2 separate regions of the Homo sapiens genome follow, and region 2 is linked to region 1. Evidence: chromatin contacts called from ENCODE Hi-C or POLR2A ChIA-PET data. All regions are on one chromosome and are shown on one strand. The core of a region is the stretch at or near the end of the contact, and the rest is flanking DNA. Distances in the headings are between cores, read along the strand shown.

The links. Hi-C counts contacts between places; a loop is a spot of excess contacts on that map. ChIA-PET counts read pairs that join two places held with the same protein, here RNA polymerase II (POLR2A). Pooled maps may share reads with other maps.
Region 2: a loop to region 1 is called in a pooled map, with 2.8 times the contacts of the local background. The contact joins two enhancer-like sites. A Hi-C loop is called at or near these places in 2 of 50 pooled maps. POLR2A ChIA-PET finds 5 or more read pairs at or near these places in 4 of 52 experiments (Caco-2, K562, activated CD4-positive, alpha-beta T cell and 1 more).

What each region holds. Positions count from the first base shown.
Region 1 is chr19:12,864,872-12,869,007 of GRCh38, reverse strand. MAST1 (microtubule associated serine/threonine kinase 1) reads right to left here. Exons shown (of 26, transcript NM_014975.3): 13 at 4,061-4,136; 14 at 3,830-3,962; 15 at 3,527-3,692; 16 at 3,190-3,291; 17 at 2,906-3,028; 18 at 2,246-2,355; 19 at 1,356-1,534; 20 at 1,031-1,278; 21 at 159-365. Among named protein-coding and RNA genes, the nearest start is that of DNASE2, 15 kb to the left of the region's middle. RefSeq lists enhancers at 1,139-1,433, 2,655-3,442, 3,443-4,136 and a cis regulatory region at 1,077-1,857. Within about 2 kb of position 1,392, at least 5 of the 41 ENCODE cell types and tissues checked have a DNase peak (open chromatin) inside an H3K27ac peak, as active enhancers do.
Region 2 is chr19:13,091,595-13,095,730 of GRCh38, reverse strand. It overlaps NFIX (nuclear factor I X), which reads right to left. Exons shown (of 11, transcript NM_001365902.3): 11 at 1-1,096. The coding sequence ends at 1,082. Among named protein-coding and RNA genes, the nearest start is that of LYL1, 9.2 kb to the left of the region's middle. RefSeq lists a silencer at 124-213. Within about 2 kb of position 1,775, at least 22 of the 41 ENCODE cell types and tissues checked have a DNase peak (open chromatin) inside an H3K27ac peak, as active enhancers do.

The DNA of each region.
Region 1 (4,136 bases), core at 143-2,642:
TCTGCTCCTCCCTCCTCCCAAGGCAGTGGCAGAGCAGCCTCTCATTGGTCCAGCCTGGAGCCAATCACGGTGGACAGGGAAAATGCAGCATTTTCATTGGTCTGTCCTGCCTCAAATGGGGGGCAGCCCCTCCCCTGCCAGGTGGGGCCCAGCATTACCTGCAGGAATCATGACAGATAAGGCAGTGGCTGAGGCTGATTTGATGACTTTGCCCCCAGTTCGAGAAGGCCTCTTCTCTACTGCCACATCCCCTGACATCTGCTGGTGCCGCGCCCGGCGCAGAACCAAGTCATTGGTAGCCCTTGGGCCTGATGCATCCCCATCCTTCGAGGGTGGGCAGAGGTCACCTGGGCGTGGACGGTCAGCTGCAACAGAAAGCAAGTGTGTTAGGAATTAGTCCAAGGCCAGGGATTTCCCACATACTGTTTCCCTGCCTGGAATGCTCTTTCCACTTTTTACCCTTGATGGATGGTGAGTTTCATCTGAGCAGGTAACCTGCATGCCTCACTGCTCCTCATATAGAGACATAGTCTGTATCGGTCTGTATCACTGACTGACCATGGTATTGGGGTGTTTCTAATGTTAAGAATCCCAAATTGGGCTGGGTGTGGTGGCTCACGACTGTAACCCCAGCACTTTGGTAGGCCAAGGAAGGCAGATCACTTGAGGTCAGGAGTTCGAGACCAGCCTTGCCAACATGAAGAAACCCTGTCTCTACTAAAAATACAAAAATTAGCCGGGGGTAGTGGCGCGCGCCTGTAATCCCAGCTACTCGGGAGGCTGAGGTGCGAGAACCACTTGAACTTGGGAGGTGGAGGTTGCAGTGAGCCGAGATCACGCCACTGCACTCCATCCTGGGTGATGGAGTGAGACTCTGTCTCAAAAAAAAAAAAAAAAAAAAAAATCCCAAATTGCAATGTGAATAGGACCTGAGATCTTTCATAAACAGCACCAGGCTCGTGGGATGCTCACTATATGACCAGTAGGACATTGGGGAAGATTGGGGAAGGCAGCACGATAGGGCACTCACTGGCCTCGGAGTCCCCGGCGCTGGAGGTGCCTTCCCCTTGAGTCTCCTCTTTGGGGGCCCGTGCATCCAGGGATCCCGCGGGGTCGGAGCTGGGCCGGGGAGGCCTGCGCAGCCGGGCCTCATCCTCGTCCTCTTGGGGGGCGCTGAAGCGGCTGGGCTCCAGCAGCGCCGAGAAACGGCGGCGGGCGCCCAAAGGGGGACTGGCCTCTCCCTCCAGGAAACTGGCCTCGGACGCGGAGAATCGCTTGCTGCATGGAGGGGGCGTGGTTATGGAAGACACGCCCCCTTCGACCCCGCCCCCAAACTCCGCCATTCCCCTGCTCACATCTCCGGAGAGCCCCCTCTCCAGGTCTTCTCACGCAGGGTCAGGCCGCCCAGCCCCTCCCGCTTGCCGGCCACCTTCTCCTCGGGGCCCTTGGTGCTCGGCTCCCGCTTGCTGCTCCCTGCAGCTGCTACTGGGGTCTTGGGCTCGTGCTGCGACAGCTGCTCCATGCTGCTATACACCTGTAGGTGGTGGTGGGAGGCAAGTCCAGCCCGGGTTCCACTTTCACTCCGGAGCTAATCAGCTTCCTGGCAGTGGATCCCCCGCAAAACGCACTCCACCCTCCGAGGCCTGGCTCCGCCCAATTGTGCATGATCCCCCAACCTACAATTCTTCAGTTCAGGCCCCACACCACAAAGTTAGGCACTGCGTTTTATTCTAGGCTCTGCCCCGACGATGCCCTGACCAATCTGCTCTCTACACAGCCCCATCTTCCCAGCAACCCCCTTAATTTATGTCTCCTTAGCCCAGGCTAGGCCCTGCACGCCTCTACAAGTTGCTTCTCAAAGCAAGGCCTATGGCTTCTCTGCCCGTTATTAGAAAAAATAAAAATAAATAAATAAAAGCAAGACTTCGCTGGGCTTTACTCCGCCTTCGCTGCTGGCCTCATTCCCACGTCCTGACCCCGCCCCACCCACACCTAGCCCCGCCCCACCATGGCCTCAATCTGCACAACTGTCCTGATTCCTGTTAGATTCCACTCAGTGCCAAAGGCCCGTCCCATAGACTCCCGAACCTGCCTCTTGCGTGGCCTTACCACCTTCCAGACTCCCGCCCCATCAATAACTTCCCGCTCCTGAGACCTTGGGCACCAGGGAACCTGTTTCTCACTGTCTCTCCAAGCCCCATCCCTCCTGGGGTCTCGCCCTGTCCCACACCCAGACTTGGCCCACCTTGCTGAAGCGCGGAGAGCAGGAAGAGAACTGGCGGATTTCCACGGGCTCCTCCTCCGTCGTGTCATCCTCGTCATAGGAGTTCACGTGGTGATACCTGTCTGAGCGGGCTGGGGAGCGGGTATGGGCTGTGACTGAGGGTACGGGGTTCCTCCTCATATCACATCCCCACAGGAGCCCAGTCCTGGTTCAAGACGGGTTTACAAGTCTTCAGGTCAGGCCACGCCCCTGCCTCATTAGTGTATTTAATTTAGGCTCCGCTCCCAGGCAAGGTCCTTGCCCCATTCTCAGTGGCACCGTCTAGCCCCGCCTCCAAAGAGGCCACGCTCCACCTACAGTGCTCTGCACCCTGGCATCACCCCAGGCCATTCTGAGCGCTAGTACCTCTCTCTAGTTCAGTTCCAGGCCCACACTCACAACTCACCCAGGCCAGGCCCCACACCTAGCCCAATCTCAGGTTCTTACCTACATTTCAGCCTGAGCCCCGCCTGTATGTCAGCCCCGCCCCACTTGGCCCCGCCCCCACCAAAATACCACCTTCGCACCTAGGCATCACATCTTGGTACTTAGCCAGGCCCTATCCCAGGCTTTACTTACCCCAGGGTCCCTCTTCCCGGATCCCACCCCTCGACCCAGGTCGTGCCTGGTGTCCCAGCTCACTGTCAAAGTAGCTAGTGTCATCTTCCGACTCTAGGTGGGGGATGAACTCGGCCTTCTGCCTCAGCAGCCCTGTCCAGTCCAGGTCTCGAAAGAAACTGTGCTGCTTCACCTCAAAAGCGCCGCCTGGGACGGAAGGGATTCCAGCCACAGCTGATGGCCAACCCAGCAGCCCAGCCCCGCCCCCCATGTCTTCCGCCCCGGGGCCACAGCACAGGCTGGGCCTGGGGTTTTGGAGGCCTGCTCTCTATCAGTGGGCCCTCAGCTCCTCTGCATGGCGGACTTACCTGCCCCAAGCCTGACCAGAGGGTTGGTCTGCAGGAGGCTGGATATGAGGAGTTGGGCCTCCGTAGGTAGGGCCTCATCCCCCTCGGGCCACAGGATGTCATCTGCAAAACAAAACGGAACTTAGGGGCGGTTTTTGTTGTTGTTGTTGTTTGGACACAGGATCTCACTGTGTCACCCAGCTGGAGTGCAGTGGCACGATCATGGCTCACTGCAGCCTTGACCTCCTGAGTGCAAGCGATCCTCTGGGGGGTCGCTTTTGAAATCCCTGGAACCCTGAGCCTGTCCATCTCTCCGTGCACACCACACTCTGCCCCTGTACACTGCCAAGCCACGTACCACTGATGACCTGTCCAAATAGCTCCTCTGGTGTGTCTCCGAAGAAGGGCACACAGCCCACCAGGAACTCGTAGAGGATGATCCCCATAGCCCACCAGTCCACTGGCTTGCCGTAGCCTTGACGCAGGATGACCTCGGGCGCGATGTACTCTGGGGTCCCACACACCTGGGGGCAGGCTGTCAGCCCACGCCCCAGCCAGAGGAGGGCCCTCAAGGGAGAGCTGTGCCCCCCACCAGGCCCTGGGTTCCCGAGGTCCTGCAGGGTCACTCCACCCTCAGCGACCCCCATGCCCGCACACACACCTGTTTGTCCAGGAACTCTCGGGCGTCCTTCTCGATGTGGCCTTCATATAAGTTGGTGGTGAGGCTCATGAGCCCCATCTTGGAGAGGCCGAAATCTGTGAGCTTGATGTGACCCATGGAGGTGATAAGGAGGCTGTAGGCACAGGTGGGGATCTCAGGGATGAGGCCCGTCCATTCTGCCTCCTGGCCTCCCGAGGGACAGAGGGAGTGATGGGAAAGATCAAAGCTCACTTGTCAGGCTTGAGGTCGCGGTGCACGATGCCATAGTTGTGCAAATACTCCAGGGCTAGCACCGTCTCAGCAAAGT
Region 2 (4,136 bases), core at 526-3,025, 230 kb before region 1:
CCTAAGCGCAGGTGGTGGCTTAGCGCGGCAGCGGCGGCTGCCTGGTCCTCCTCGCTCGGCTCCGGGGTCCCCTTTCTGCTCCACCCTCCGGCCCGGCCCCAGCAGGGCAGTCTGCATGAGGGGCAGGGGCAGGAACTGATGGGGCGGAGCGAGGGCACCTGCATGCAGGGCTGGGGGCGGGGGCGACCTGGGGCCCGACTCCCCTCCCTCGTGGCAGGAAGGAGGCCCTCCTGGCCTGCAGAGAGAGGGGAAAGGGGGCCTGTCCCAGGCTGGGACGAGGCCGTCGAGAGCATTCCGACTTTTTCCTACGGACTGTACAGAGGGGTCCAGGGCCCCAGGACTGCTCTTGCGGCTCAGGGTGGGGTGTCAGAACACCCTCCATTCTGGGACACGCAACTAGCTCCAGGGGTCACCCCCTGCCCGCCTGGGGGCTTTTAGCCCAAGGGTGGGGTGGGGTAAGTGGAGGCTGCTCTCCCCCTCCTGGTCGGGAGCAGCTGGGGGAAGAAGCTGGAGCCTTGGCAGAGAGGGAGGGAGGGAGGGAGGGAGGGAAGGGCGGAGTCTGGAGGGGAGAGCCTGAGGGATCTAAACCCCATCATCTTTACAAGCTGGCCCTCCAGGCTCCCTAGGGCAGCTCCGGCTGTGTGGAGGGTGGGGTTCCCCTAGGAAGGGGTGAGGGTGGAGGCCAGGCCCCTTCAGAATTGTGCTGGTTGCTTTGTTTGGGGACTTTGTTCCTTCCCCAGAAGGCCGGGGCGGGGTCAGGGGGAGGAAGGCAGTTCTGCATCCTTTCTTGCTTTCTGTCCTCTACTTGACAGAGTCCATGTCGCGTGTTTCTTTCTGCTTGGCTGCTGGTGCACAGCTCCACCGAGACCCCTTCCAAGGGCTCTCTGAGAACTGGGCTGCTTCTGGGGCCCGCGGGGGTCCCCGGGCTGGAGGAGAGAAGGGCTGAGTGGCTGACGACGTGTAATTTTTGCTTTTCGGTGGGGCTGGGCTGGGCTGGGGGATTTTTCCATTCTCAAAATTTCTTCTCCCCCCTTTCGAGGAACCTCTTCTTCTCATTTTGTTGTTTCTTTTGTCGATCTTATCAGAGGAACCAGGACTGAAACAGGATGAAAAAGAGGCGATACTGAGAACAGCTGGGGCAGGTCCCATCTCACTCCTACCTGGCCCAGTGACCTGGCCCCTCAAGGGTCCAGCTCCCAAAGAGCCAGGGTGCCGGGCAGCCACCACCCACCTTGTTCCCATGGAGAAGAAAGGGCATCCCCATTCTCTCCCTCCCTCCTGCGAGAACCCCGCCCCCTCAGAGACTCTGCCCCTAGTGCTAGAGTCCAGCTGGCCTTCCCGTGGGCACTGTGCCCAGCGGGTGGGACCCCCATGGCTGGCGCTGGCACAGGCCTGAGATCTGGCCATGTTTCCAATTGTTTAGGTTTTTGTGTGGGTCCTGGAGGGTGGGGAAGATGCCAGGCTGGGGCTTTTGTACCCAGAGGGGTTTTAGGAATGGGTTGGGGGTGGCCCAGCTTCTTGCTGAGTTTTCTTTCTGTCTCTTTGGATTAAAAGCAGAAATTCCCATCTATATACCCCAGCCAAGGTCCCACAGGCTGAAAGACTGGGGGCAGGGGAACCACACAGCTTCAGTCCCTAGTAGCGCCAGGCCTGGGGGAGGGGCCACGTAGCCCATGGTGCTGGATCCTCTACCCTCAGGGCACCAGACATTGAGGAAGGACTTGAGGCTCCCTGGGGTGAGCGTCATTTCCTTCATATCGCCAGCAGGGGGCGCTGCCTTCCCACAGACAGGGCCTTGTCTTGTCTGCCTGTGTCTGGTGGCTCAGCTCAGAGCACACCCAGGGCAGACCCCAAGGGTCTGGGCTGCTTGGCTACGCCCTCCATCCAAGGCTCCAGCCCCACCTCCTGGCAAAGTGGTGGGTCAGGGTCTACTGTGGTCTACTGGGCCTGGGTGCACCTGGTAGTACCGTTGGGGCAAAATGAGGGTCCCTGAAAATGCATCTTGGGACCTCTCCCAGGCTGTCACAGACTCTGGTCTGCAGGGGCCAGGCGGAGCCAACTACAGAGCACATACCAGGTCCTGGTTCACTCCACCCCTGCCCTGACCCCACCAGGAAGCTAGGCACAGAGGGGGTACGTGACCTGCCTGAGGCCACACAGCCCTCGGGCAACAGAGCCAGGGTTCAAATGTAAGGGGCAGTGCAGGCTGTGCTCCTAACTGCTGCCTGTGCTGCGAGCACGAGGAAGCAGGGTCTGTGGTGGCCAGAATGCCTGTGCCCTGCCTAGGGTCAGGGTGAGGGCCCAGGGCAGCTCATCTGCCAACTTTTCAAAAGAAGCCAGAAGCCCAAACAGAATTTCGTGTGAAAATTTCCAATATTTAAAACATTGCTTTGGTCAAACATTCTGCCTGCAGGCCAGACCTGCTCTCAGGCTCTGGTTTGGGACTGAGGATAGGGACACTGAGTTTCAGAAAGGGCCTTGGAGATCATCTAGCACTTTCTGTGACAATGGAAATGTTCTCATTTCCATTGCAGTAGCCACTAGCCACAAGTGGTTTCTAAGCACTTGAAATGTGGCTACTGTAACTGAGGAACTAAATTTTTCTTTAGTTAATAATTTAAATGTAAACAGCCACACGTGGCCCGTGGCTACCACAATGGACAGTGCAGATCAAGAGCATCTGGAAATGTGGCGGTTTGGGATTGCCACAATGAGCAGGCGCTGCTGGGTGGGCAGAAATGCTAAATTTCCTGTATGTGCTGGACAGTACGCACAAGAGACCTGCCCTCCCTCAGTGGGGCTCCTCGAGCACCTGCCCCAAGTCCAACCGGTCAATTGACTACAGGCCAAACAGAGGCTCATTGGGGCCTGGCGAGGCTAAGGCGGAAACCCAGGCCTGAGGCATCCCCAGAGTGGGTGGGGGAGAACCGGCCCGCAGCCAGCTCCTGGGCTTCTGGCCCAGGCCCGGGGGTGGGAAGCGCCTGGGCTGGGTGACCCCCACCTGCCACAGGCTTGGGCCTGTTCCCTGGGACCCCCTTCCCAAGGGGAGACTATACAGGAACCCTGTGCCATTGCCCCGAGGTTGAGGGGGAGGCTGACTCTGGTGGTAAGCCCACCCCTCTCCTCACCAGGCAAATGAGGCTTGTGGACAATAGGACAGGGAGGGCCCCACCTGCCCTATCTGCTCCTGGCAGATCATGCCAGGGCCTCACACTGGCCCCTTTGGGGTCTCCTGAGCTGTACAGTTGGGGACAACTGCCAATGCTCAGACTGGGGGGTCCTCCTCAGGGAAGGAAGACTCTGGTTCCAGGTCTGGAGTTAGGGACAAAGGCTGCCCCAAGGGGGCTCCCCGGCACCTCCCCACAGGTCCCAGAAATGGGGGATCTGCTGCCAAGCACAGAGTGGCTTTCTCTGCTCACCCCTCCCTACTTCCTGAGCCAGGTCCAAAATTGATTAAAACTAAGTAAAAAGCGCTGCCCAGGGAATGACAAAATTGCTAAAATTCTCTTTTCTTCCCTCATTCTATTGTTCTCTCTCCATCTGGTGCTCCAGAGATCAGCTAAAGTCACTGGTTACTGTGGAAACCACCCCCGGCTGTACCCCCTGCGCCCGCCCGTTGCAGCCGCCTGCCTGCCCCCAGGCCCGAGGGCTCCAGCTCCGCTTGTCCAGCTTCCGCTCCCCCAACCACTCCCAGACACACCTGCCTGCTCAGGGGCCCTGGACCCCCGCTGGGACTCCTTCCTCCTACCTCCTGGAGCCTAAGACACAGGGAACATGGGGGGAGACAAACTTTCCCTAAACTCTGACTTGGCCCCCAAACGTCCAAGCAAAGTGAGCAAAGAAAGTAAAGGAGGCAGCGGAAACAGGGTTAGCAGGGACGGCTCGTGGCAGTGGTCCTCGGAGCGCACGACCGCAGAGCTGTGAGCAGCCCAGGCAGGCAGCAGGAGGGAGGGAGCGATGGAACCCTGAAGCCTGGTGCCAGCCCAGAGCTGGGAGGGGAGGCCCGCCTGCTGTCCCTTCCTCTCGCACCCCCTCCCGCCTCTGCCAGCAGGGCTCTCTCGGCCTCCCTGGCACAGAGCAGAGGGGGCTGGCTCCAGCCCCTGCTCGGAGCCATTGTTTTTCTTCTCAGCACCCCC